Regions from separate parts of the Homo sapiens genome. Here all the other regions are linked to region 4. A link is a loop called in an ENCODE intact Hi-C map of the cell type or tissue named here. Cell type or tissue: A673. All regions are shown on one strand. Each heading gives the region's core, and the rest is flanking DNA. Links, peaks and the distances in the headings are about the cores only. Region 1 has its middle 7.4 kb from the start of IPO5. Region 2 overlaps IPO5 (importin 5). Region 3 overlaps DOCK9 (dedicator of cytokinesis 9). Region 4 has its middle 97 kb from the start of IPO5.

Region 1 (7,746 bases), core at 2,747-7,746, 91 kb after region 4:
GCCACAAAGGGTAGTTTTAAGGATGGAATAACTCATCTGAAAGTATCTGGGACAATGGCAATCTCAGCTCTATGGATGTTTATTGTTCTTGATTTTTTTTTTTTTTTTTTGAGACAGAGTCTCGCTCTGTCACCCAGGCTGGAGTGCAGTGGTGCGATCTTGGCTCACTGCAAGCTCTGCCTCCTAGGTTCACACCATTCTCCTGCCTCAGCCTCCCAAGTAGCTGGGACTACAGGCGCCTGCCACCACGCCCAGCTAACTTTTTGTATTTTTAGTAGAGACGGGGTTTCACCGTGTTAGCCAGGATGGTCTCGATCTCCTGACCTCGTGATCCACCTGCCTCAGCCTCCCAAACCGCTGGGATTACAGGTGTGAGCCACTGTGCCCGGCCTATTGTTCTTGATTTTAAGCAGGCCTATCTCTAACTCCAATTACACAGTAATTGGCATGATCCCATTGTTACCTATGCAATGCATCCTATTTGAAGATAACTCAATAGCTTACAAGAGAGGAAAAGCAAACATCATTAACCACATTGCGTGGCTATAAGAAATGAGGTTGATTTTCCTGAGGGATGGTAATCTGACTCTGGACAGATTCCAAATTCCAAACAGGGGAATTTCCGTGCTCTTTTGAGCAAAGGTGGTACCCCTGGAAAATCATACAGTCTCCCTGCTTGGAAGACCATCTCTCCTTTAAGTGTGTCAACTTTTGCGACTATTGTTCAGTTTCCTAAGTTTCATGATGTCATTGATCTCATGAATACCATGAGATATTTGTTATTGCCTAAGATGCTTTAAATTAGCTTTATGGTTCTCAGAAATCACTAGACCCACACAAAAAAATTCTGTCTGGACTGCAAATTTTCAATGTCCTATTTACATTGAGCAGTTTAACCTCTTCCATTAGCAGGCAATAAATGTCATCAGTTTTTAATGAGTAAATACCAGATGCATGGCATTGTTACAGGCATTAAGGTGTAACAACGGAGAGATCTGACATGGTCCCTTGACCTCTGGTTCTACTCAGAAACATAAGACACCAGACATGGATGAAGCTGGAAACCATCTTTCTCAGCAAACTAACACAAGAACAGAAAACCAAGCACTGCATGTTCTCACTCATAAGTGGGAGCTGAACAATGAGAACACATGGACTCAGGGAGGGGAACATCACACACTGGGGCCTGTCGGGGGGTGGGGGGCTAGGGAAGGGATAGCATTAGGAGAAATACCTAATGTAGATGATGGGTTGATGGGTGAAGCAAACCACCACGGCACGTGTATACCTATGTAACAAAACTGCACGTTCTGCACATGTACCCCAGAAATTAAAGTATAATTTTAAAAAAAAGCAACATAAGACACCTTAACAATGAGAACAATATAGATGTGAGGGAAGTGGCAACTAGAAAAATGCTTAACAATTTTTATAATTAACATAGGCTTTTACAAAGCCAAATTTGGAAGAAAAATACTTTTTATTAATTTTTAATGTTATTGTAAGCTTTGTTCACATTAACCATGATTTCATTGAGCTTTTATTTTTATATTTCTTTACATTTTACTATGCCATATTCATTAAGTTTTTTGTTTTGTTTTGTTTCTGAGACAGAGTCTTGCTCTGTCGCCCAGGCTGAAGTGCACTGGTGTCATCTCCACTCATCGCAACTTCTGCCTCTCAGGCTCAAGCAATTCTTGTGCCTCAGCCACCTGAGTAGCCAGGATTACAGGTTGTCCCACCACACCTGGCTAATTGCGGTATTTTTAGTAGAGACAAAGTTTCGCCACGTTGGCCAGGCTGGTCTCGAACTCCTGGCCTCAAGTGATTTGCCCACCTCAGCCTCCATAAGTGCTGGGATTACAGGCGTGAGCCACTGCACCCAGCCTATATTCATTAAGTTTTAAGAGGAGATGATAAAACCAAAATGAAATGAATTTTAAAAATAGGTATCATAAATTTTCTTTCAAGGAAAGAATTGTTTCAATAACAGCACTTTTGTTGTGAATCATATATAAAATATTGTTATAATATGTGCATTACAGTAATATTTACTTGTTTAATCATTCAGTGAAAACACTGCTTAGAGAGAGGTAGGCAGATTATATGATGCCCATTTTATAGAAAAGAAAATGTACTCAAGAGGTCATGTGACTCTCCCAAATCTTACCATGAGTCATAAAAGCAGAGATTAAGTTTCCTGACTCTCAGGCCTTTGCTGTGCCCACTTCATGCTGTGTTCACTGATTTTAAAACTCGACTCCCTCAGTCTGTTTCCAGCTTCTTTTCATAGCTGATTACAGTTTTGCCTTCCACGGCTCAGAAAAGTGTTTTCATTTGTACATGTTCATGCTTTCTCAAAGGATGCCGACATTCATCACAGGACTTCAGACCTGCAAGGGGTCTTTGAGATCTAGTCCACCAGTCTCATTTTATAGGCGAAGAATCTGAGGCCCAGAATGGTTAAGAAGCTCCAAGAGAGGTAGAAAGGCAAATAATGGCATAAAAATGAATCCTATAAGAAAAGGTTAAAGGCACTGAAATCGTTTCCTCCAAATGGCTAATATAATAATGGCCTTTGAGTATTAGATTTATGATTCAAGACAAGGAAGTTTTTTACTCTTCTCTGTCTCTACCAAAAACAAAACAAGTGTTTATTAGAGTGAGCAAAAAGAAAAATACTAAATATGGGAAAGAATTTTCTGGCAAGACACAGTGGCTCATGCCTGTAATCCCAGCACTTCGGGAGGCCAAGACGTGAGGATCACTTGAGTCCAGGAGTTCAAGACCACCTGGGCAACATAGGGAGACTGTTTCTACAAAAAAAAAAAAAAAAAGTTAAAATTAGCCAGATATGGTGGCTCATACCTGCAGTCTCAGATACTTGGGAGGCTGAGGTGAGGGGATCACTCAAACCCGGGGGGTCAAGACTGCAGTGAGCAGTGATCACACCACTGCACTCCAGCCTGGGTGACAGAGCAAGATCCTGTCTCAAAAAAACAAAAAGTAAAAAAAAGAATTTTCTGGCAGCCAGGAAGAAACCTAGAGAGTTTTCTTTTTCATTCTTTCTTTCTTCTTGAGATATAATTCACATACCATACAGCTCACTCATTTCAAGGACACTTCATGGTTTTTAGCATATGCATAACTGTGCAACCTTAAGTATAATCCATTTTAGAACACTTTTATCCATTAAAAAAACACACCCTTTAGCTATCATTCTCCTGCCCCACCCCCAGCTCCACTGGCCCTAAGCAACCATTTAGTCAACTTTGTCTTTATAGATTTGCCTATTCTAGTTCATATAAATTAAATCATATAATATGTAATCTTTTGTGACTGCCTTCTTTCCCTTAGTGTACTGTTTTTAAAGTTCATCCAATGTTGCCGCATATATGAGTATTTCATATTTCTTTCTATTGCTAAATAATATTCCATTGTATGCATGTACCACATTTTATTTATCCATTCCTCAGTTGATGGACATTTGGGTTGCTTGCACTTTTTTTCTCTTTAGAAACAGGGTCTCACTCTGTTGCCCATGCTGGATTGCGGTGGTGCAATCATAGCTCACTGCAACCTTGACCTCCCATGCTCAAGTGATCCTCCCACCTCAGCCCCCCAAGTAGCTGGGACTACAAGTTCCCTTTTCTCTTGGGTATATGCTAAAGAGCAGAATTGCTGGGTCAAATGGAACTCTGTTTAACTTTTCAAGAAACTGCCAGACTATTTTCCAAATCAGCTGCACCACTTCACATTCCCGCCAGTAGTGTAAGAGGATTCCAATTTCTCCACATACCCACCAACATTATTATTATGACTTTTTGATTATAGCCATTTTCGTTTGTATGAAGTGGTATCTCACTGTGGTTTTGATTTGCATTTCCCTGATGACTAATGTTGGGCATCTTTTTTTTCCCCCCCGAGACAGTCCTGCTCTGTCACCCAGGCTGGAGTGCAGTGACACAATCTCAGCTCACTGCAACCTCCAACCTCCACCTCCCGGGTTCAAATGATTCTCCTACCTCAGCCTCCTGTGTATGGGCATCTTTTTATGGGCTTATTAGCTATTTGTATATCGTCTTTGGAGAAATGTCTATTCAGATCTTTTGCCCATGAAAAATTTCTTTTTAAAAGGTTAGGCCAGGTGCAGTGGCTCATGCCTGTAATCCCAGCAATTTGGGAGACTGAGGCTGGTGGATCACCTGAGGTCTGGAGTTTGAGACCAGCCTGACCAACACGGAGAAACCCCGTCTCTACTAAAAATACAAAATTAGCCGGGCATGGTGGGGTGGCACCTGTAAGCCCAGCTACTCGGGAGGCTGCGGCAGGAGAATCACTTGAACCTGGGAGGCGGAGGTTGTGGTGAGCCAAGATCATGCCATTGCACTCCAGCCTGGGCAACTAGAGTGAAACTCTGTCTCAAAGAAAGAAAGAGAGAGAGAGAGGAGGAGAAAGAAAGGAAGGAAGGAAGGAAAGGAAGGGAGGGAGGGAGGGATGGAGGGAGGGAGGGAGGGAGGGAGGAAGGAAGGAAGGAAGGAAGGAAGGAAGGAAGGAAGGAAGGAAGGAAGGAAGGAAAGAGAAGGTTAAGTGCAGATTAGACTCTTATTCTCTGGGTTGCTTCATATCTAATCCTCTCTTAGATAAATTATGTAAGTCCTAATTGTATCAATTAGAGTTCTTCTGGCCCTTTCTAGTTCAATAAATCTATAGTTTAAAAGAATTTTCATATCTGAAGTTTGATTTTTGTAGAATACAAGCTGAAGACAAAATGCTACAAAATGTCCCCTCTCCCACAGAGATGAATTTTTGAGTTGAGAGTCTGTGGAGATGCATTTCAGGAAGATCCTTTGTTTCAGGGGCAAGTCCTACAGAACAGAACAGGCTTTCAATATTGGTGCAAAACCTGGCACAGATCAGGGCCAGTGGGCCAAGGGGCTTCATTTCCTCTGGCATTTTAGAATGATTGCCTGAAAAAAAATAAACCTTGCTTTTGTCTGAATTACAACATGATGGGCTGATTCATCTTCAACCCCCACTGAAAGGGTGTAGCTGAGTTGCTTCACCAAATATATGATGTAGCATGAAAATATGCGTCCCAGGAAAGGCAGTTCGGCAGGGTCTCCGTATAAGAATGCTCAGCCTTGGTGGAAATGCCAACACTTGGCTTCCAGGCCTTTCCCTTCCTCTCTAAATGAGTTGCTTCATTTATATGTGAACACTTTAATTTTTCTTTTCTTTTTTTTTTTTTTTTTTTTGAGACAGGGTCTCTCTATAGCCCAGGCTGGAGTGCAGTGGAGCGACCTTGGTTTACTGCAACCTCCACCTCCCAGGCTCAAGTGATTCTCCTGCCCTAGCCTCCCCAGTAGCTGGGATTACAGGCGCACAACACCACGACAGGCTAATTTTTGAATTTTTACTAGAAACAGGGTTTCGTCATGTTGGCCAGGCTGGTCTCAAACTCCTGGCCTCAAGTGATCCACCTGCTTTGGCCTCCCAAAGTGCTGGGATTATAGGCGCAGGCGTGAGCCACCGTGCCCAGCTAAAAATATTTTTTCAGTTGGATTTTTTCTTTTTTCTTTTTCTTCCCCCAAGACATGGTCCCTCTCCATTGTCCAGGCTAGAATGCAGTGGGGTAATCACAGCTCACTGCAGCCTCAGCCTCCTGGACTCAAGCGATCCTCCTACCTCAGCCTCCCAAGTAGCTGGGACTACAGGTGTGTGCCACCACGCCTGGCTAATTTTTTTATTTTTTGTAGAGGCAGGATATTGCTATGTTGCCCAGGCTGATCTCAAACTCCTGGGCTCAGGCAATCCTCCTACCTTGGCATCCCAAAGTGCTGGCATGAGTCACCATGCCTGGCCCTAAGTTGTATTTTTAAAGCCTGCAGGCTCAACATTCAAAAAACTAAGACTAATGATATTGAAAGGGAAATAAGTATGTACCTGTTTGTATGTGGATAGATGTGGTGTTAGGTTTAGGAGTTAGAGTAAAAAGTTATGACTACTTCAGGGGCACCTAAAGGCACCACAGTTAATCACTCGAACACAATATAAGCTCATTGAATATTTTAAGAAATAAGGACAAACATTTTTCTTCCTTTCTCTTCCTTTTTTTTTTTTTTTTTTTTTTTTTTTGACAGAGTCTTGCCGTGTCACCCAGGCTGGAGTGCAATGGTGCGATCTCGGCTCACTGCAACCTCCGCCTCCCGGGTTCAAGCAATTCTCCTGCCTCAGCCTCTCAAGTAGCTGGGATTACAGGCACCCGCCACAACGCGCGGCTAATTATTTGTATCTTTAGTAGAGATGGGGTTTCACCATGTAGGCCAGGCTGGTCTCGAACTCCTGACCTCGTGATCCACCCACCTCAGCCTCCCAAAGTGCTGGGATTACAAGCGTGAGTCACTGCTCCCGGCCCCATTTCTCTTCTTTTAAACAAAAAACAATGTACATTATTATCCATCACTAACACGGATACCACTGCCCTTAATAGTATAATGGAATTAAAAGAAATGTCCTAGGCCCAGCCTGGTGGCTCACACCTGTAATCCCAGCACTTTGGGAGGCCAAGGTGGGTGGACCACCTGAGGTCAGGAGTTCGAGACCAGCCTGACCAACGTGGTGAAACCCCGTCTCTACTAAAAATACAAATATTAGCCAGGCGTGGTGGCGGGTGCCTGTAATCCCAGCTAGTGGGGAGGCTGAGGCAGAAGAATCACTTGAAACTGAAAGGCAGAGGCTGCAGTGAGCCAAGATCATGCCACTCCACTCCAGCCTGGATGACAGAGTGAGACTCTAAAAAAAAAAAGAAAGCAAGAAAGAAACCTAAAATAATGTTAACTGAAGGACAACGTATCAACATATCTAAATGATCATCAGAGGGTGGACATTTTAGAAAAAGAAAAAAAAAACAGACAATGGGGTTTGCTGATTATCCAAGATTCTCACAGCCCATCTATGGCTACATGAAGTGAAATGAATAAAAGGCAAATAAGGCCACTCATATGGTTTGGCTGTGTCCCCACCCAAATCTCATCTTGAATTGTAACTCCCACAATTCCCATGTGTCATGGGAGGAACCTGGTAGGAGGTAATTGAATCATGGGGGCAGGTCTTTCCTGTGCTTTCTCATGATAGTGAATCAGTCTCATGAGATCTGATGGTTTTAAAAAAGTTTCCTGGTCGGGCGCTGTGACTCACGCCTGCAATCCCAGCACTTTGGGAGGCCAAGGCAGGGGGATCACCAAATCAGGAATTCAAGACCAGCCTGGCCAACATGGTGAAACCCTGTCTCTACTAAAAATACAAAAATTAGGCCACGTGCGGTGGCTCACATCTGTAATCCCAGCACTTTGGGAGGCCAAGGCAGGTGGATCACCAAATCAGGAGTTCAAGACCAGCCTGGCCAACATGGTGAAACCCCGTCTCTACTAAAAATACAAAAATGAGTCCAGGCGTGGTGGCTCACGCCTGTAATCCCAGCACTTTGGGAGGCCAAGGCAGGTGGATCACCAAAGGTCAGGAATTCGAGATCAGCTGGCTAACATGGTGAAACCCCATCTCTACTAAATATACAAAATAGCTGGGCATAGTGGCACACACCTGTAATCCCAGCTACTCAGGAGGCTGAGGCAGGAGAATCGCTTGAACCCGGGAGGTGGAGGTTGCAGTGAGCCAGGATCGCATCGCTGCACTCCAGCCTGGGTGACAGAGTGAGACTCAGTCTCCAAAAAAAAAAAAAAAAAA
Region 2 (7,986 bases), core at 1,489-6,488, 170 kb after region 4:
GTGTCAGATTGTAGAGTTCTGTAACAAATCATACAAGTCTTTGAAACCTAAATTTTATTAAATCTGTGTATTTGATTGAATATCGTTGGTCACAAGAAGTGGTTGTTACTATGTTTTCTTTTTTCTTTTGCCTGTATGAGGAATATCAATGTAAGCAGATAGTCTATAGTGAATATTTCTTTACATTCTTTGTGTACACCAGTATTTGAAGCTTAAAAGAGAATTTCTTTTGTAGTGTCCACATAGACCATGGCCAGACAGACAATGGGGATTATGCATCTTTGATGATGTCATAGAACACTGTAGTCCAGCCTCATTTAAATACGCAGAATATTTCTTAAGACCAATGCTCCAATATGTATGTGACAACAGCCCAGAAGTCAGGCAAGCAGCTGCATATGGCCTGGGAGTCATGGCACAGTACGGTGGAGATAATTATCGCCCTTTTTGTACAGGTACGTTTGCTTATTCCGTTACGTGCATTTCATTCCAGACATCCTGTGAATCCCTACTTTACTCTCTTTACCACACTCCCAAACATTATTTGCCTATTTCTGCTGTAGTCTGTTTTCAGACATCTCATCTGTAGCATTTAGGATTTTAGATGATAAAAAGATGATTTATTCTCATAGAAATAGAATCAAAGACATCCCCTGCCCCCAGCCTTCCAGGGTGCATTTCTCTTTGCGTTTTGGCAATATACAACAGCCTTAGAATAGGACTTTTTTTTTTTTCTTTAATTGAGGCCCAGGCTGGAGTGCAGTGGCATGATCTCGGCTCACTGCAACCTCCGCCTCCCGGGTTCGAGCAATTCTGCTTCAGCCTCCTGAGTAGCTGGGACTACAGGCGCATGCCACCACGCCTGGCTAATTTTTTCTATTTTTAGTAGAGATGGGGTTTCACCATGTTAGCCAGGATGGTCTCGATCTCCTGACCTCGTGATCGGCCCACCTCAGCCTCCCAAAGTGCTGAGATTACAGGCGTGAGCCACCACACCTGGCAGAATAGGACTTTTAAAACTTACTGGGGAATATAGTTAGGCAGCTTTTAAAGTTTAAGGACCCTCGGGTGATGTGATGAGTACTGTAAATCTGGAGGCCACTAATCTCTCTGGGTCTCTAAGTTAGTAGAGGGCTAGTGCTCCTGTCCATGCTGGGGCAGTCCCCCCTCTGTTGCCATTCTGTAATGACATAGCCAAGAAGACAACACTTCCCATACACTTTAACATTTCTTTACCATAATCAATATCTGAACCAAATACAAAAATACATATATTCATTTGCATGAAAATGTGAGGTTTTAGCTGAACTTCTTTCAAATGCTTATTTTAGAAGCACTTCCCCTGCTGGTAAGAGTTATTCAGTCTGCGGATTCTAAGACCAAAGAAAATGTCAATGCTACAGAGAACTGCATCTCAGCAGTAGGGAAAATCATGAAGTTCAAGCCTGACTGTGTAAACGTTGAAGAGGTCCTTCCACACTGGTTGTCTTGGCTTCCACTACATGAAGATAAAGAAGAAGCTGTTCAGACTTTCAATTATCTGTGTGACCTGATTGAAAGGTAGGAAAGCAGACTGTGACCTTATTTCCTTCTCCTCCACAGTGCTTCCTGGTTTTTCTTGCCTAACATCAGTCTTTTAAGGTTTAACCACATGATCTCTGCACAGTCCTCAGTTGTATAGGTTTATAATAGTGCTGTCTTTATAAATCATATTAAGAAACCATATCACAGTTAACATTGCCCTTATAATAAGGTCTAATTTTGAGTTATTCTTTATGAAATTAGATTCAACAGATGAGGCACTTTAATTATTTATTTCTTTGTTTTTAAATTTTTTTGGTAGCGACAAGGTCTTAACTGTTTTGCACAGGCAGGTCGCAAACTCTTGGCCTCAAGAGATCCTCCCACCTCAGCCTCCCAAAGTGCTGGGATTACAGGCATGAGCCACCAAACCCAGCCTAAGGGAATGTTGTTTAGTGTCTGTTTTCTAAGTCCAAGTTCCCCCCAAATATCAGTCAGATCTAAGCTCTGTCGCTATTATTATTTTTAGGTTATGAATAAATTCAAGGGCTACAACCACTGCCACTATTGTAGCAATAGGCCAACAGGTATATTCTCCATACTTGTTTAAGTTCAGGTTCACATAAGAAATGGGTTTGAGTCTTCCACTGACCATATCATTAAGGAATGTAACAGCCATCCTGCAGACTACATACTCCTGACCTGCTCCTACATCTGAAATGACCAGGTCTTAATCATGCTATTTGATCATCTTCCTTGGAAACGACTACTCTGAAATTCTCTTAGTGACAAAGACTAGAATTCTTAAATTCGCTATCAGGTTTTTTCCCATTAAACTTGCCTGAGTTTATTTCCCAGTTTATTCTTGAAATGTTTATATAATTTTTTTGAACTTCAGAGTTATTTTAGAAGCTATTTTGTAGTAGCAAAATAAAACTTGTGTTAAACTTATTTTTAATAATACAAAACATTTTTTTTAACACATCACAAATTATTTATAAGGTATTTAGAGCATTCTGTTGTTTGGCCCTTAAAACAATCCTGAGAGATGAGCCCAGTATTTTTTTTTTCTAATTTATGTAGAAAGAAACTAAAGAGTTCATATATAAGATTGGCTGGTTTTCTTCCTACTGAATTTAAAAGGCCATTGATTTTAGTGAACACATAATCATATTTCTCCTTATAAATTTCACTTACTAAGGTTTTCTTCTCATTTGTCAGTAATCATCCAATTGTTCTTGGCCCAAACAATACCAATCTGCCCAAAATATTTAGTATAATTGCGGAAGGAGAAATGCACGAGGCAATTAAACATGAAGATCCTTGTGCCAAACGTCTGGCCAATGTCGTTCGCCAAGTACAGGTAAGCTGATTTGGTTGAATTGGGGAGGGGGAGATAAAACCTTTTTTTCTTTGTAGTCCTCTATGAGAAGAAACTAGAAATCTAATGAGCTAAGGAATTTTATTTTTATATTTTCATAGTCTCTTGTCTCCAAGCCTCAAATGGATTATACTTAATGTAATCCATCCGTATGTACTTATTATTTATTAGAATTAAAACCTTCATCTTAGGACATTTTGAGCTTACCAGTTGGTGCTTAACACAAGCTTATGTGTAGTTTTTCTGCCTATCTTAAGAAAAAAAAACAAGATTTAATAATAACTTGTCATCTGCCAAAAAACTTTATATGATTTTTACTTCCTATATTCATGTGGTATATGGGTTACTTTAAGATGTTACCTGCTTAGTGTAGCTTTTTCAGTGCAAAAATGAAGAAAACTTACTGGAAATGAAATGAACTTTAAAAAAATGAACAGATTTCTTGCTTTTACAATGATACTCATCAAAATAATGTACCTAGGGAGAAGGTATTTTGCCATGATTACAGTTTACCTATGATGATGATTAAAATCCTTCCAAATGAGCATTTCGTCCTAAGTCTGTGAAAATGTTTCTTTCCCTAGACTTCTGGAGGACTGTGGACTGAGTGCATAGCACAGCTCAGTCCTGAGCAGCAGGCCGCCATTCAGGAGCTCCTGAACTCTGCGTGAAGGGCCTTAATGTCACCCACCAGAAAACTAACTCCAAATAAACGCTTACCCTTTCCTTTAGGTTTCTTTGTTTTGTTTTTGAGCAAAAGAGATCGGTAGTGTTGTGTGTAGGCCATTCTTCTGGAGAGCCACAAGCAGGAAGAGCAGCGCTGTGTTGCAGAATGGAGTTTCCATGGATTTCTACCAGACCACTGAAGGAGTTCCTGGAAGCCCTGCGGTAGCTAGCACTGAAGACTATTTTTCTATTGGTATAACCCGCCCACCTGAAGGGGAAAGGGAAATCAAATTAATTTTTCTCGTTAGACATAAGGAAATTTAAGGAAAAACAGCTTTAAGAACAGTTACTCAGCGTAGATGTGTGTTCACACAAATTGCTCTGCATTCAGTGTTCATTGTGAATTGGGAGTGTGAGTCTTTCTGTAGGGTAGAAAGAAGCCTCCTACCCAGCAAACCAGTAGACCCAAAAGTTGAAAAAAACTGATGACAGACAACAAGCATGAAGATGGCATATTTGATGTCACTTTGGTTCTTTTTCCCAGAAGGCTTATACAGTGACTCAGTCGGGAAGCTTTCCAGCTTCCAGCCCTTGAATGTGAAGTGTCATTGGCATGTCTGGCAGTAGTCTCTCATTCACTCCTCAATAAACAACATTGAATACAAAAGAGGCTTGTGTAAAAACTCAGTACTGTCTGGCTTGGATTCATTTCATGTTTTTAATATAAGAATGATCTAATATTTTTTTAAAGTAATAGCTATCAGTAATAGCTGAGTGTTTTTTCCCCTAATATTTTCCTTGTGCAATTCAGACTTAAGCATCGAGTTTTTACCATCTTCCACTTTAAGCTAAGTTATGATACCTATTCCATTCACAATTGGTGTTCTTTTTAAGGTTTGCAAATTTCAGCCAATTTTGTAGCTAAGATTGTTCTGATCAGCTCAAAAAGATTTGGCTTAGTGTTTTCATTGCAAATTATAATTGCTGTAGAGCCACACACAACTTTTGAACTTTTAATTATAAGTGTTATGGCTAAAGTTATTTACTGAAAATTTCAGTAAAATGTGTGAATGTTTCTTTATGTATTAACCTCATAGCAGTAAATGACTTGCTGTTGTTTAATTTTTCTAAGGCATCTTAATAGACTTCTGTTGAAAACTTCAGTGTTAACATTTTTATAGTTTGTACTAAATTTAACCGTGATATAAAAATGAATTTTATGCATAGATCAGAATTTTAAATTAAAGGTTTTTTCTTTAAATGATTTGTATTACTTTATTAAAACTAAATCTGAAATGGAATAGAAAATAGAATGGATTACATACAGATGGTTTCCTTGTTAGCAGATGCCCTTCAAATATATTTTACGTTTGCAGCACAACACCATTGCCCGGAGGCTTCCGAATCTAGCAAAGCAGCATATTAAATGACTCCACCTGCGCAGTCCTTGTGTTCAGTGGATGAATACCTGTGGGCTCTTGTAATGTGTGGTAATATTTGGAGCTTTATAGCCTGTATTCCTTGGGAGAAAAAAATGGGAATTGGAGTAAAAAGTGTGTCAAGACAACCCCTTTCTGCTTTCTTATGTAGCATCTGCAAAGCCGATTCATGTACTGATGCCAATCAGCTAGAGCAATGTAGGCTTTTTTTAATTTAAATTATTACTACACTTTATTACTACACTTGCAGAAAAGAAACATGTTAAAATCATGGCACACCTGCAGAATTTCAGATGACAGTGTGGTCAGAAGATGTTTTTTGGGAGAACCTAGTGTTTGCTGGGCACTATGCTAAGCACTTTGGGAGCAAGAACCTCCTACCTTCCAGTTTAAACACTAGTGGTATTGTCAGATGCCGTTAGTATCTGAGATGTACTTACAGCAGGGTTCTAAGAGCTCTGAAAGAAGCGCTCTGTTAGATGCAGACTGGCAGCATCCTCCTTGATAAAAGCAGAAAAGCAAAGAGGTAATTGGAGTTGAATCAAGTTAATAGGGAAGGTTGGTAGTAAATGCTGTTAGTGTGACATGATTCTGAAACCCAGAGCTCAGAACTAACTGTGAGATGTACCATGAACTAACAATTCTTTGAAAGGACCTGCAGAAGCATTTTTAATACCTCATTCTGTCTATGCAAGATGAAAATCCATGGAGTTTTTTCTTGGCTTTTGTACCAAATTTAGGGGTCTTGCATGTCAGCAAGTGATATATATTGTTTATAAATGCAAGCTATTTCTGGAGGGGAAAAATGTGTGTGGCTCTTACGTTTTCTGGGAATTTTGTAACAAGTTACACGCACAAGTGTTAGAAACTTTGGCATAACTCAATTTGGAGTATTTTTTAAATGCTGTATCTTTAAAGAAAAGTAAAATTGTCTTAAATCTAATTGACACTTCTGTAATGAGAGGCAACCTTATAACTCTGGAGTTGTAGTTTGACAGAACCATCAGTAAAGACATAAGCAAATAAATGGTCTTGGTGCACCTGGTCTGATAATAAATAAGGGGGGTGCTTACTTACAGTCTTGCAAGCATTATATTTTTATGATCTAATCTTTTGAGTGAGTGCCTGTTTAAGCAACGTGAAAGGCTAAGGAGCTAGCTAAATGTTTTAATAACTGCTTCATTCTGCCTAGGAGGATTGTTGGGTCAGTTTTCTCTGCTGCACAGAAATCACTTTGCAGGTCGGGCGCGGTGGCTCACGCCTGTAATCCCAGCACTTTGGGAGGCCAAGGCAGGCGGATCACCTGAGGTCAGGAGTTGGAGACCAGCCTGGCCAACATGGTGAAACCACATCTCTACTAAAAATACAAAAAGTAGCCAGGTGTGGTGGCAGGCACCTGTAATCATAGCTACTCCAGAGGCCGAGGCAGGAGAATCACTTGAACCTGGGAGGCAGAGGTTGCAGTGAGCCGAGATTGTGCCATTGCACTCCAGCCTGGGCAACTGGGTGAGACTCCATCTCAAATAAAAATAAAAAAAAAAAAACGAAATCACTTTGCTTCTCTTAACCTTCTTTGCCACAAAAGATTAACAGCCAAAACCTGCCATGTTTGCTATTCCTAAGCAGATTTTCTTTCTCGGCCCTAAAAGTATGAGTACCACTATTAGAAGAAGAAAGTGAATGATCCACAATGTATGCACATCACACTTGGGAGGAAGCATGAATATTTATTTCCAGCACTTGGAACTTCTGAATGGTGGTGCTGAGGAGCAGGGGTTAATTCTAACAACATCCTGCCCTAGACTTAAACCCTTTTTTCCCCACACAGCTGTAACCCTTACAGTGTATGCCAGACAACATTTGGGCTGATTATTTCTATGTATTTATTATATTTGGATGAATACAAACATTTTAAAGATAAATTATAGCTATATTATTCACTTCTCAATGAATCCAAAAGTGGTACAATATAATTTTTTGTAAAACATTACAAAAAATTTTTTCTAAATTCCACTAAGGCAGCAGAGTATAATTATGAAATCTGTTCTTTCATGATTCAGGAGCTTTCATTGTGTATTTCCTTTTGATTGATCTATCATTTCTGTCCTCTTGACTAGCATTCAGATTGTAATGGAAACCAGAATAGTGCCACTTGATATGAATCAGAAATTAGTTCCCCTATTTCCCCTAAAAGTTTTGTAACAGATGGGTAGAAAATGTAAGAGTTTGGATCAGCCCGACAACTTGCTCCTGTGATCCTAAGGTGCACCATAAAAGACCATGGTGCTGTATGGTTAAGACCAGAGGTTGGCAAATGTGTTCTCTAAGTTCGAGATAGTAAATATTTTAGCACTCGTCACCGAACAAGTATGTGTTTGCAAGTTATAGGGTCTCACAAACTGCTTAGCCGTTGCAGTGCGAAAGCAGTCATGGACCATAGTAAACAAACGGGTTTGGCTGTATCCCAGTGAAACTTGACAAAAGAGGCTAGCCATAGCTGCTGACCTCTGAATCAAATCACTGTGTCAGTTAAAAAATCCCAGTCTACCATGTACTCAGCTTACCTAACCTCTGTATGCCTTAGTTTCCTTCTCTGTAAAATGGGAACAATAATAGTACATACCTTATAGAGGGTTCAGATGGATTTAGAAGCCAGGCACATTAAGCATTAGCTATCAGAATTACACCTAAATTCTATTAATACTTACAGATAATTTAAGCAAACTTTTTTTTTTTTTTTTTTTTTGAGATGGAGTCTCCCTCTGTCACCAGGCTGGAGTGCAGTGGCGCGATCTCGGATCACTGCAACCTCTGCCTCCCAGGTTCAAGTGAGATGCCTCCCAGGTTCAAGTGATTCTCGTGCCACAGCTTCCCGAGTAGCTGGGACTACAGGTGTGAGCCACCATGCCCAGCTAATGTTTGTATTTTTAGTAGAGACAGGGTTTCACCATGTTGGTGAGGATGGTCTCTTGACCTCGT
Region 3 (5,000 bases), core at 1-5,000, 980 kb after region 4:
TGGTTCAGAAGGCAAGGCTGGCAGGATGCGGTAGGCACAGTCAACTTTTGATTATTCAGAAGGCCCACTTTGGGACCTTGTCTCTGTGTTTGCCTTTTTTTTGGGGTGGGGGGCGGGGTGGGAGGGGGAAGGAAGGGAGAAAGTAGTAATAATGTTTCAATACAATTATAACTTTTTTCCCACTCTGAAAGGGCAATAACCACAGCAAACATTTATTATGCACTTGCTGTGTACCAGCCACGATTCTATGAACTTTACACATATTCTCTCATTTAATCCCTCAACAGCCCTGTGAAGTATGAAGATTGTTGAACCCTTGGTGGAGATAAGGAAATGAAGGCACAGAAAGGCTAAACTTGTCTAAAGTCATACAGGTAGTAAACAGTGGAGACAGGACTTGGACCAAGACAGGCATTGATCGATTCTGCTATCCAGCAGGAGTGCTGGCAGAGGCTAAGATTTCCAAAGCTTCCCATGTAGACGGAGGCAGCAGCACAACGCAGGTTAAGAAAATGAGCCTGAGATCAGGCTGCTGGTCACTGAGTCCCACTCTGCCACTCACCAGCTGTGTGGCCTTGGCAAGTTATTTGGCCCCTTTATAACCTCAGCTGCCTCATCTGTAGAATGGGGATAATACAGTATCTACCTCAAAGGGTTGTGGTAAGGATTAAATTTGTTAATATTTGTGAAGCTCTTGGAACAGTGCCTGGCACACATTGAGCGCTATGGAGGTGTTAAGTCAATAACTTCAGGAGCTATGTTATCAGCAAGCTCGTGAATGATAATCAAGAGTTGACTGCGCTGTGCATAGTATTCTACTTGCTTTAAGAAAAAGCATAAAAGCCAACATGTCTGAAAGAAATGTTTAGAAAAAGAAAAGGACTTGAAGAATCTGTCATTTAAACTTAGCTTAGTCACACCTAATTTAAATACAAACGGATATCTTCTATATGTGGCAAAATCAGTTTAGTACTGATATAAATGCAATTTGACATACAAGTTGAGATTAAATTATGAAATGGTATGCATTAGCAGAAATACATATAGGGATGCAAAGATGTTACAGTATTGATCTAGATTACAAAGAAAGATGGCAATATAATAAAACACCATGTAATGTCTTTCTCCAAGGAGCAAAATTAAAGCGACGCCTCATTACTTAAGTAATTTTCCTAATACTCCAGAGAGGAGGACATTTTGTACATAGATCAAGAAAATGAAGTACAGAAAACCTAGGGAATGTTCTTGAGACCAGTAATGGGAAAAAAACAGAATCTACACTCCAAATTCCTTATCCAGGTCACTGTATCATAGTACATATTATTGGGAGAAAATCAAGTAACTAGCATGACATCATTCTGACTCAAATGTCAGAATTATAGAGTGGTTTTTAAAAGGCTACAGAAGAGCTTTAAAAGCTACAGAAGTGCTTTTTAAAATATGATAGAAATGCTGTTGTGTGCTTTTATCCAATGCTGCTTTGCTTTTACAAAGGTGGTGCTGAGATCCTGTTGTGGATCACATCACTTCCACTCTGCAGCACAGCCAACGTCTCTCCAAATTTAGTGAGGATCTGTAACACATCTCGCACCATGCTAGTTCTATTTCATTTTTTGCTTTTGGGGTACGAAATCTCCCAGAGAAAATAAAGGTGGATATGTTGGGGTACTAATGTTACTTGTACTGCCATGATGGTAATCCAAGGCATGACTTTATTCAGCGAGGTTGTTTGGTAAGATACAGAGACAATGAAAGAGGAAAACAAACAGGTCGATGATGACTGTTAAAGTGATCACATACTGTGGTAAGAGGGCACACACAAGAAATACAACACCTGTTATCAGACCAACCAAAATGATCATACAGGTCCAAGGGATCCTTTCCTGAGGGCTGCCATTTGCCCCGAATGAGTTTTTGTCTGGGTTCAATTTTAACAAGGAACTGGCTTTATTTTAATTCCTTTCTCTGCAAAGAACTGTCCTTTTCTTGGTCTAGATCACCAACAGGTGAAGTGCATCTAGGTGATGATTACCAATGAGATGGCCTGAAGAACTCCCATAGAATTTAACTACTCCTGGCTGAAAGCCTGCAACAATTAAAAATTAGAATTTGGCCATGTGCTGTTTTAAAACATACCATCAATGGACTATGCTAATTAAGTTATTATATAATTATGTATACACATATGGAAACATGGTACTGGGAAATGTTATTACACCATCTACTCTCCTTTAGAGTCAGATTCATACAGACATCGGTACGCTTGCCTGAGTCATACAGGAATCTAAAAGAAATGGTCCTTTTAGCCACATATTGTTATGCTTTGCTTTTCCTCCAACTGTTTCATCTAAAAAATCAGCAGGATTCCTGAGCTAGAGCTATTTTTTTAAATCCCTAAAAATAATTGGCAGCATAGAGAGGCTGAACCAGTCACAGAGACTGAGACTGTCTCAAGGCCTGGAACAGAGCTGTGCAGGAGGAGGACTTGAATCAACAATCACCATGGTATAGACCAACACAGGAAAATGAAGCTGAGCTAGTAAATCCAAGAAGAGGCAGAGAAATTATTTAAACTAAGGGTTGGCAATGTTTTGAAAGCTGATTAAGCAGCTTTTGACCCGGGCAAGTAAGGAGTGCGGTGTGAAGCACACTGATTTCCACTAGGGGGCCGTGGTGCCTGGGGCCCTGCACTGATTCGCTCCAGCCAGGCTCTTCAGGGACAGAGCTGCAGGACTTCTGCAGGGACGTGCTATCTCTGACACACATGCCCCGGGATGCTTTACGGTCCTTCGGATTCACTGCTCAAATTTATACAATTTTCATTCTGTTGTCATTCTGACAAGACTTATTCTAAAGCCCCCAAATCTTTCAAATACTCTGGGGCCACAGATGAAATTTGTCTACACTGAATTAACCTAACCCTGTTCTACAAACTCACGTTACCTGCATAGTTCAAATGAATAATGCTGACACATCGGCGAACCTCCTCCCTCCCCACCACCATGACATCAGAGGTAATGTGGTGGGCAGGACAGAAGCCTGAGGCCACATGCCTTTTCTGAATACCAGAGGACATTTGGGATAGAAGAGTAGGTCAGAGACGTATTCCTATAGGGGGCACTTCCATGTTGATAGCCACCTTCACTCTTTATGCAACCAAAATTCTTGTTCGTATTTTGACTTTTTTCCCCTCTAGCCCATAACATGAATCCAGAAACACAGTAAGTCTTATGAGAAAATATAAATACCAAATAACAAGGAATTTTCTTGCTGAAAGAACTCTCCAAATGTAGAAGACCTAGTCTCCTAGATACCTATTAACTCATGGCATATGGTTTTATTGAGTTCAAACATTTTTGCAAAATATCAAACTGATCAATATCTACACAATCTATTATTCATTTCCATCCAATTTTTATTGCTAAAGAGGTTTTCCTCACAGACTGGCAAAGAGTAGAGAATAGAATAAATAGTGATACCCCAAGGTAAAATTTATATCATTTGATATCTGCCCTTTGATCCACAGACAAAAAAAACAAATATGCTCAGAATGCCTTGTGGAGACACGGGCTGTAATCTAAGAGTTTATGCTTCAGGAGGTAGGCGTCATACCATCAGCTTTCTCTTCCCTGTGTCTTTTTTAAACCTAATGTTGAGTTGCATCTGAAAGTGGGACCTCATATGAAGTAAAGGCCCCAAGTGAAAATACTTGGTTTAAACATACCACACATCTTAAAATCCTCTGTAAGGATATTACAAATGACTGACTTTAAACATACACTGTATCAGACCTGCTCACCTCTGAGACCCCATCAATTGCAAGAAATACCAATCAATGACAGACTACCATATCCAGTGTAATGTGTAAGATATACCCAACTTTGGAAATACTAGAAAGTGTGCAAAAATGTGCCTCAGAATCAAGGAAACATATCTCAGAATCAAGGAAATAAGTGTCTTGTTTATGAACAAAATTTTTTTTTTTTTTTTTTTTTTGGAGACGAAGTCTCGCTTTGTCACCCAGGCTGGAGTGCAGCGGCATGATCTCGGCTCACTGTAACCTCCACCTCCTGGGTTCAAGCAATTCTCCTGCCTCAACCTCCTGAGTAGCTGGGATTACAGGCATGCACCACCATGCCCAGATTTTTCTGCATTATTATTATTATTATTATTTGTTTTTAGTAGAGACGGGGTTTCACCATGTTGTCCAGGCTGGTTTCGAACTCCTGACTTCAAGTGATCTGCCTGTCTCAGCCTCCCAAAGTGCTGAGATTACAGGCATGAGCCACCATGCCTGGCCACAAACATTTATTTACTATTTTGAGTATATGTTTAAAGCATCCAAGCACATTTTATCCAATTTTAAAGATATATTATCCATGCTTTAAAACTTTTGGAAAATATTTTAACTCAGAGATGTCTACATTCTCTGTATTTTTCATATTAATTCAATATGATGTACAGTAAAGGAATTTAATGATCACCTATATTCATTTTCCTGCTTGTGCTTTAGGTAACAAAGACATTTCGGAGTTAAATGGGGCCTGACAAGCCACGCCATCCAACTCCTCATGGCATGCTTAAGTGACCTGGACAATACCCCAGCTGGGCCTCCTCCAGTCTGTTTGCACAGCTCCAGCTGCAGGTGTCCACATGAACTTCACAGGCAGCTCAGCACATGCCACTCAAGGCCAGTTCAGTTAGAAAATACTTTCTGATTCTGATCTGAAATATTATCTGCAACTTGACCCAGTAATCTTTAACTGCCTTTTAGATCAAATTATATGAAATCCAGATTTTCTTTTCATGCTGCTACCTCTTGGCTGGTGTTCCCTGCATTATACCAGTGGAAAATATGAATTATGCAAATGAACTTGATGTATTCCTAGAACAACACGACATCAAAGTAAACATAGTGTTATTTTATATATATTTTGCAAATGCACCACTTATTTTCAAACACATTTCACTAAGTTTTCACCTCATAATGTGGTTTATAG
Region 4 (7,986 bases), core at 1,480-6,479:
CAAGCGTCTTACCTGACAAGAGCAGGACCAAGACAGCGGGGAAGGTGTTATGTACTTTGAAAAACCAGATCTCGTGATAATTTACTGCCTCACTGTCATGAGAACAGCACTGGGGGGATGGTGCTAAACCATGAGAAACTGCCCCTGTGCCTCCAAAGCACTGAGCACCAGCAAATATTTAATGCTTAACAGACTGCCTGACTCATACTTGAATACTTGAAGAATCAAAGATGCATGGATGGATGGATGGGTGGGTGAAGGGGTAGATGAGTGGGTGGGTAGATGGGTGAATGGGTGGGTGTATGGATGGATGGATGGATGGATAGATGGTTGGTTGTGTGGATGGTTAGATGATTGGATGGAAAAATGGGTGGTTGGATGGATGGTTAGATTAATGGCTGGGTAGATGGAAGGATCAATAAATGCGTGGAAGTGTGGATGGGTGGATGGGTGGATGGATGGATGGATGGATGGATAGATGGATGGATGGATAGATGGTTGGGTACATGGATGGTTAGATGGTTGGATGGAAAAATGGGTGGATGGATAGATGGTTAGATGAATGGTTGGGTGGATGGGAGGATCGATTAATGAGTGGATGAATGGGTGGGTGGATAGATGGATGAGTGGATGGGATGCATAGATGGGTGGGTAGGTGGATACATGGTTTGATGGAAAAATGGGTGGGTGGGTGGGTAGATGAATGGATAGATGGGTGGGTAGATTGTTGGATGGATGCATAGGTGAATGGACGTGAGGGTAGGTAAGTAGATGGATGGGTGGATGGATGGATGGATGGATGGATGGACTGGTGGGTGGATGAGTGGGTGGATGGGTGAATGGGTGGAAAAATGAATGGGCAGTATAGTAGCCATTCAGAGACTGCTAAAGTGCTGGAAAGTTGACACAGAGCTACGTAACAGTCTTATTTGATATTTACTAATAATACAGTTCCATGGAGAAAAACATCAGCTTATTTGACTTAAATATGACATGTATTTGCAAATCTCATGAAGAGAAACTCACACTGCTTTTCAAAAAATGGTCCTGCCCTGCAGTGGTGCTGACATCAAGCAGTGTCCCAGAGAGGGGAGGAAGCAGACACTGGCCAGAGATCCATTATAAGGGCTCTTGGCTCATTAACTTTCTACTTCCATCAGTGGCCTTGTCACCTCAGTTAACCTTCTTTCCATCTCATTTCACTCCCCCTTCTCCCAGAAATCCATGATACTTCCATTTTCTCTTCCATTAGGGCACAATTAGGAAGGTGCTTGGCATGTAAGGAAGGCCCAATAGATATTTGGCAGTGTTTATTAATGAATCCCACTGTTCTTCTGACACATCTATCCCCTCTAGTCCTTCACCCACGCAGCTACCAAAAATATCAAAACAGCATGAGATGTCATATTTTAATGTGTAACACAAATGAAATGTGGCCTGCTTGCTACTGATTTAAGGTCTAGCTTAGTCCTGTGACTCATTGCAAGTCAAACAACAAAAATCCTTGAAGAGTAAATAGCAAAATTTCCTAAAAATTTCCATTAGACTCTCTCTCCCTAAAGACCCTAATCGTTGCTTTCTTTCTCCAAAAACAAGACAAGGGTGGGGCTTTCTGAACTGGCTCCGGACACCCTCCCTCCTGCTCATCCAGACTTTTCTCTCCTCTTGCTCACTTCCTGCCATTTCACATGCAATCGAATTTCAACTTCCCAAATATATTGTGAGTTCCCCAGATCTTCTCACTCCTTTTCCATGATCAGTGCAATTAAGACATAGAAATCAGAAGGTCGACATGTGAAAAAAAATGCTCAACACCATTAATTGTCAGGAAAATGCAAGTTAAAACCACAATGAGGTATTACCCCACACCTGTCAGTATGGCTGTTATAAAAAAAAAAAATGATAACAGGTGTTGGCAAGGATGTAGAGAAGAGGGAACCCTTGTACATTATTGGTGGGAACATAAATAGGTAAAGCCAGTACGGAAAACAATATGGAGGTTCCTCAAAAATTAAAAATAGAACTAGCATATGATCCAGCAGTCCCACTACTGGCTATATATACAAAAGATATGAAATCAGCATGTCAAAGAGTTATCTACATGCCTGTGTTTACTGCAGCATTACTCACAATAGCCAAAATAGGAAATCAACCTAAGTGTCCAGCAACAGATGAGTGGATAAAGAAAATATGGTGTAAATACACAATGGAATACTATTCAGCCACTAAAAAAAGGAAACCTTGTGTTTGCAACAACATGGATGAGCCTAGAGGACATAATATAATGTTAAATGAAATAAGCCAGGCACAGAAAGACAAACACCACATGATCTCACTTACATGTGGAGTGTTAAATGTCAAATCATATAGAAACAGAGAGTAAAATGGTGGCTACAGGGAAAGAGGAAGTAGAAACGGGAAGATGTTGGTTAAAGAGTATCAAGCTTTGGTTAGACCACAGGAATAAATTCTGGAGAGCTATTTTACAGCCTGGTGACTATAGTTAACAAATGTTAATAATAGCAATGTATGCTTGAAAATTGTGGCCCAGGTGCAGTGGCTCATATCTGTAATCCCAGCACTTTGGGAGGCCGAGGCAGGTGGATCACCTGAGGTCAGGAGTTCGAGACCATCCTGGCCAACATGGTGAAACCCCATCTCCACTAAAAATAGGAAAACTAGCCAGGAATGGTGGCAGGCACCTGTAGTCCCAGCTACTCGGGAGGCTGAGGCAGGAGAATTGTTTGAACCTGGGAGGCGGAGGTTGCAGTGAACCAAGATCGCGCCACTGCCCTCCAGCCTGGATGACAGAGGAGACTCCATCTCAAAAAAAAAAAAAAAAAGGCTAAAAGATTAGCTCTTAAATGCTCTCAACACAAAAGCGTGATAAGAATGTGAGGAGATGGATACGTTAATTAGTTTGATTTAGTCATTTCACAATGTATACCTATATCAAAACATTGAATGTTATACCATAAACATATACAATTTTCACTTGTCAATTATACCTTAATAAATCTGGAAAAAATTAAAATTTAGAAAAGAATATCTCACAATTATAATATTCTTTTAGATATGCTTTTCTGGAATCATTTCCTTTGTATGTTACGGATTAATGTATAATATATGAACATTACAGCAAGGTAATTCAATCTTTGCCTTCCGATCTTTGTGCTGTTGTTATCAATAATTTTATTTCCACATATGTTAGACATGGTTACTATCTTTGCTTTAATCAGTCAAATATATTTTAATAAAAGTTTAAGATGAGAAATAAAAACTAAAATAAAATAGAAGCCAGGGAAAGTCTTGGAATAATTGTTTTTAGTATCTGTCACATGTGATTTGTTGCAGTTAGATTTCATCAAAATGCATTGGCTTTATTTGGAGAAGGCCATGGCAATGTTGGAGCCCAAGCAGCATAGATAATGTGCGTATATTTGGCACTAGGGGGCGATATAGCATTGCTTTCAGCCCTTCACTGTCAGCGCACACGCAAAATAAATGAATTCCCGCTAAGGAAAATCATTCCCAACTTTTCTTCTGCATCTCAAGTCATTGGCTCTTACGTCACTTGGCAAAGCACTCTGAACAGCAGGCCTCGAAGGTCCATTCTTTAAGTTACTGATTTATCGATTTTGTTTGCTGGTGTTTTCACTTAATCCTTGGTTTGCTTTCACTGAGCTCTGAGAGTTTTTTTAAATTGGTCAGTCTTGCTAGAATTCCAAACATACAAACAAAAAAAAACTCTACTGTTTACAGTAATCTACCATGGATCTAGTGGTTGTCTGGATTCTGGCACAGGGACTGGCTCTGGGGGGCAGCTGAATTCTGATGGAAGAAAGCACTAATGCTAATGTGGAAGGCCTGCGCTTGGCTGAGTCCCAAAGGAAGCAATTCCAGGCCCTGACCCCAGGCTGGGCCCCTGTTTCTCGGTCACAAGGGAGGCCAGCTAAGACTTGTGCAACCCGGCTCGAAGGATGTCGAAGCACCCTCAATTTCATATGCAAATGAGAGCCAGTCCAAAAAAGGATTGCAGGGTTTCCCAGAAGGTCCAGCTCCTTGGAGGATTATGAAGCCGCCAGCTGATTTCACATTCCACCTGATTTACAGCATTAACTGCAGATTTTTTTTTAAATATCTAATACGATATGATGCCTACGTGTATCAAGATGGCTCTAAGGAGCTTTAATTTGCATTGGGTTTTTTGGTTTTGCTCAGTCATAGCATGTTCTAGGAGCTACTTGTATCAATATCAAGAGGGTAAGTCCCACCAGCACTCTCAGGAGGAGGCCTTCCTGTAGGTATTCAGGCCCTTGGAAGAAGGGCTGTTGGCCCTAGAATTTACCAAAGGGGCAGAACTCAGGCCCTCTGTATTCTGACGGTGAAGTTTGTGGTTCCCCAAGGAGGAGGAAGAGATGACACAGGTGCTCCCCAGGTGTCTCTTGCCTCCTGGAATGGCCGCCAGAAGAAGTGAAACAGCTGAGCTATGAAAGCTGTAAACTCAGGAGCACAAGGAGGGCAGGGGCTGGGTCCTCCCTCAGAGAACCACAGTAATGAGCACAGAACTCAGTCTGCACCAGGTCAGCATCTCTGTCAGATGGTGCTGGACCAGGCGTCCTCCCTACCAGGGCCACCACTTGGGATGTTGGACGTGAGGCTCACAGAAGCAAGTAGGAGCTGAGATCTTGCCCAGATTTCCTGTGCCACACAAAGAGTCCACAGGGCTGTGCATGCCCAGACGGGCATTCCTCCCTAACTTCTGGAAAGTCCCTGGGGGACTTAGAGGTGGCTCTGACATTGACACGGTGTGGCAAGGAGGAGCTGTGGCAACGGCGAACTGATTAAACTTTGGCTTCACCACCCAACTCCCTACCACCTCCCACCTTAGACACTATAACCCTCAAGTTTTTAAACAACTGGGGGAGCAGGTAGCCCTAAGAAGGAGATACCAGCCTTTCTGCTAGTCAAGAATGACTTCGGAGCTGGGTGTGGTGGTGTGGCCTGTAACCCCAGCCACTTGTGAGGCTAAGGCAGGAAGATTGCTCAAGCCTGGGCATTCGAGGCCAACCTGGGCAACATAGACAGACCTCGCCTCTAAAAAAAATTTTAATAATGATCTTGGGTTAGTTTTCATTTTTTAAGAGATGATGAGACCACGTGTGTGCTGCAAGTTTGTGAAATAACGCATCAATAGCGCTCAGAGTAACACTCAGACGGCAAAGAACTTATCATAATGCCTTTTTTAATGCCAAAATGAGTCTTAGAGAGATTAAGTGACTGTTGCACAGATAATAAATGAAAGAAATGTGAGTACCCAGTTTCTCTCCCCAGTACTCTAATTGATAGATTTTGGAGCAATAGTCCTGCTTTAATAATTAATTCATATTGCTGCATGGATGAGCTATGGGATATTATAGCCAATTCTACCATAAAATATATCATTAAAAAATTTTTTGCAAACTAATTCTTAATTTGGCTAGCTGAGACCTTGGACTAATTCCTGGAACCAAACCCTCTCATTTCTACATCTGCATGGTGACAGGATTGACAGGCGATTTCCAAGGGCCCTTTCAACTGCAGAATTCCCATAGTCTGAGCAAAAATAAGCATTGACTATACAACAGAAATTAAAATAGCTTTACAACAACACTGCCAGGAATTATTCTCCAGATCGTGCAGATGAGAAAACCAAGGCTTTGAGAGATGAAGCCTCTTGGACAGGATCACTCAGCTGGTCAGTAGAGAGGCAGGATCATGAGCATGTGGCTGCGAAGCCCACACTCCATTGACACCCTACATGACCTGCATCAAACAAAATACTCTTCCCTTGGTTTCCCCGCCAATGTTACACACTATGATTCGGTCCGACATACTCTGGGAGAACTCACCACCAGTAGGAGTATGTTCAAACATGGTCACTCAAGGAATGGGGAGTTTGGTGGGGAATTGAGAGTACAGACGATGTGTACAGTGAGAGGCATTATTTGACCAGCAGGCCTGGAAGGAGGAAGGGCTGCCATGGAATCAGGGGATTCAGTCCCCTGGAAGGTTCTGAAAGGCAGCTCAGAGCAGAGGCAGTAAACTAGTGGCCTGCAAGCCATATGTGGCCACAGCTGTGTTTTTGGTGAGCAAAGCACATTTTTAAATTGAATGAGTTGCCAACATTTTTAGATTTTTTTTTTAATCCAGATTTGTAACCCAGGCGGTGCTGGAACTTAACAACAATAAGCTGGAGTAGAGGAGCCCCATCCCCCTGGAGCTCTGCATCTCTAAAGTCACCATCCTGTCTAGTTTTATTAATTTAAGTTAGCTGCCTCTTCAACCACTCCCCATAGGCAGTTGAGGTTAAGACCCTTGTTCTGGAGGCATTGAATTGGCGGGGAAGAGAGCAGCTGTAGCAAGTGGCGGGGGGTGGGGGGTAAATGTCAGAAAGGACCAAAGGATGCTGCTGAAGACAACTTCCCATAATTCAAAATTTTGCAAATGAAGACTGGCCAGATTCTGTGCAATTAAGAACCTGGCCCAGTCCAGGGAAGGGCGCCAGCCTGGCGTAAAGAAGTTTTGAACGTGATCCCGATGCGAGTGCTCACAGCAATGAGAATTAGCTCCAGAACCTCCCCTTCCGCTTCACCTGCTCATAGGTTGTTCTGCTCTCTGATATCCTATTCCCAATCCTTGCTTAATGTGTAGATTCTATCCTGCCCCATTCCTCCAACAAGACTCTCTAAAGTCCCAGTCTTGGGACTCATTCTTGGGTTCTAGCGTTCACTTCTTTTGTCTTGGAGTCTGGTGCCCTGGTTGTGTAAGTCACAGTACTGTGTCACTTTTAAAATTTCTCTGGATTGCAAATAGTTTGTTGGGTAAAGATTGTTGTCTGTCTCATTATTGCATTCTGAGGGGGAAGGGGGAATATCCCCTGAGGATTCAGAACCAACACTTGGACCTTACTCAAGCCCAATTATATATATGTATACGCGTATATGTGTGTATATATATGTTAGAGTATATATATACATATATAAACACACCTGTATACTCTAGATACCTTTAATCCAAGAAATTCAACAAATTAATAGAAAAGCTAGCCCCAATCTTATGATACCTCTGAGGCTCCAGGAAGAAGTATACATAAAACCTTTCCAAAGAGCATATCCCCCAACAAGACCGCACTGCAGTCCTAGATGTAAAATCCCACTGGAAAATCAGCTCTCAATTCAAGATTATAAAATTCACAAGAAAAAAAATGCACCAAGAACAAAAGTCTGCATATACAACAAATATCAAGATTAGATCCTCTAAAGTTTCATTTAACAGAGCCATCTGAGTATAAATAAATATGTTTAAGATTAATTTTAAAAATAGAATTAAAAAATTAAACACATAGATAAACATTCTGAAAAAAGAGCAAGTATATTTTAAGGGGGTCAAATAGAACTTTTAAATTTGTGAAAAAAGATTGTCATTGAAATAAAAAATTCAATTGATGGATTAAGCCACAAATTTGAGGTAGCTGAGTAGAAACCCAGTGAACATGAAGGAAGAGCTGAGGAATTTACACAGCATGAAGCACAGAGAATTAAAAGACAGAAAATACGAAAGAGAAGTTAAGCGATATGGAGGATAGGAAAGAAGGTCCAACATGCTTCTAATGAAAGTTCTAGCTGGAATGCATACAATGGAATACTATACTGCAATAAGAATGAACAAATTACAATACATACAGCATGGATGAATTTCACGAACATAATGTGGAGTGAAAGAGAATTAGAGTATGGCTTCATTTTTACACATTTGAAAAGCGGGTCACACTAATCTATGGTGAAAGAAGTGAAGATAGTGTTTACCCTTGATAAGAGGCAGACAGTGACCCAAAGGGGGCCTAAGGAGGCTTTGGGGGTGCTGGGGCTGTTCTGTTCCTGGGTCTTGGTGCTGGTTAAACAGGGATTTCTGTTTGTGAATATTCATCAGACTGAACACCTCTAA

Evidence for each region. Peaks named below come from ENCODE experiments on the same cell type or tissue, not always from the same donor. Only the 100,000 strongest peaks of a DNase experiment are listed, where the experiment ranks them.
Region 1: it touches region 4 in a loop (8-fold over the local background); 2 of 110 quality-filtered maps call a loop at or near these places.
Region 2: a loop joins it to region 4, with 6 times the contacts of the local background. A loop is called at or near these places in 5 of 110 quality-filtered maps.
Region 3: a loop joins it to region 4, with 8 times the contacts of the local background. A loop is called at or near these places in 23 of 110 quality-filtered maps.

The regions. Positions count from the first base shown.
Region 1 is chr13:97,942,367-97,950,112 of GRCh38, forward strand. No RefSeq gene overlaps it. Among named protein-coding and RNA genes, the nearest start is that of IPO5, 7.4 kb to the right of the region's middle. In A673, for the core only: no CTCF peak of the experiment used is centred there; DNase peaks (open chromatin) are centred at 3,165, 3,775 and 4,955; H3K27ac peaks cover 4,790 bases.
Region 2 is chr13:98,018,250-98,026,235 of GRCh38, forward strand. IPO5 (importin 5) reads left to right here. Exons shown (of 29, transcript NM_002271.6): 26 at 236-455; 27 at 1,332-1,560; 28 at 2,743-2,884; 29 at 3,487-6,047. The coding sequence ends at 3,573. Among named protein-coding and RNA genes, the nearest start is that of IPO5, 69 kb to the left of the region's middle. In A673, for the core only: no CTCF peak of the experiment used is centred there; a DNase peak (open chromatin) is centred at 4,122; H3K27ac peaks cover 2,166 bases.
Region 3 is chr13:98,837,643-98,842,642 of GRCh38, forward strand. The region is part of intron 38 of DOCK9 (dedicator of cytokinesis 9); the gene reads right to left. Among named protein-coding and RNA genes, the nearest start is that of DOCK9-AS1, 8.1 kb to the left of the region's middle. In A673, for the core only: a CTCF peak has its summit at 2,652 (motif pointing right); a DNase peak (open chromatin) is centred at 2,669.
Region 4 is chr13:97,852,242-97,860,227 of GRCh38, forward strand. No RefSeq gene overlaps it. Among named protein-coding and RNA genes, the nearest start is that of IPO5, 97 kb to the right of the region's middle. RefSeq lists enhancers at 4,236-4,305, 4,336-4,455, 4,476-4,575. In A673, for the core only: a CTCF peak has its summit at 3,433 (motif pointing right); DNase peaks (open chromatin) are centred at 3,480 and 3,900; H3K27ac peaks cover 2,942 bases.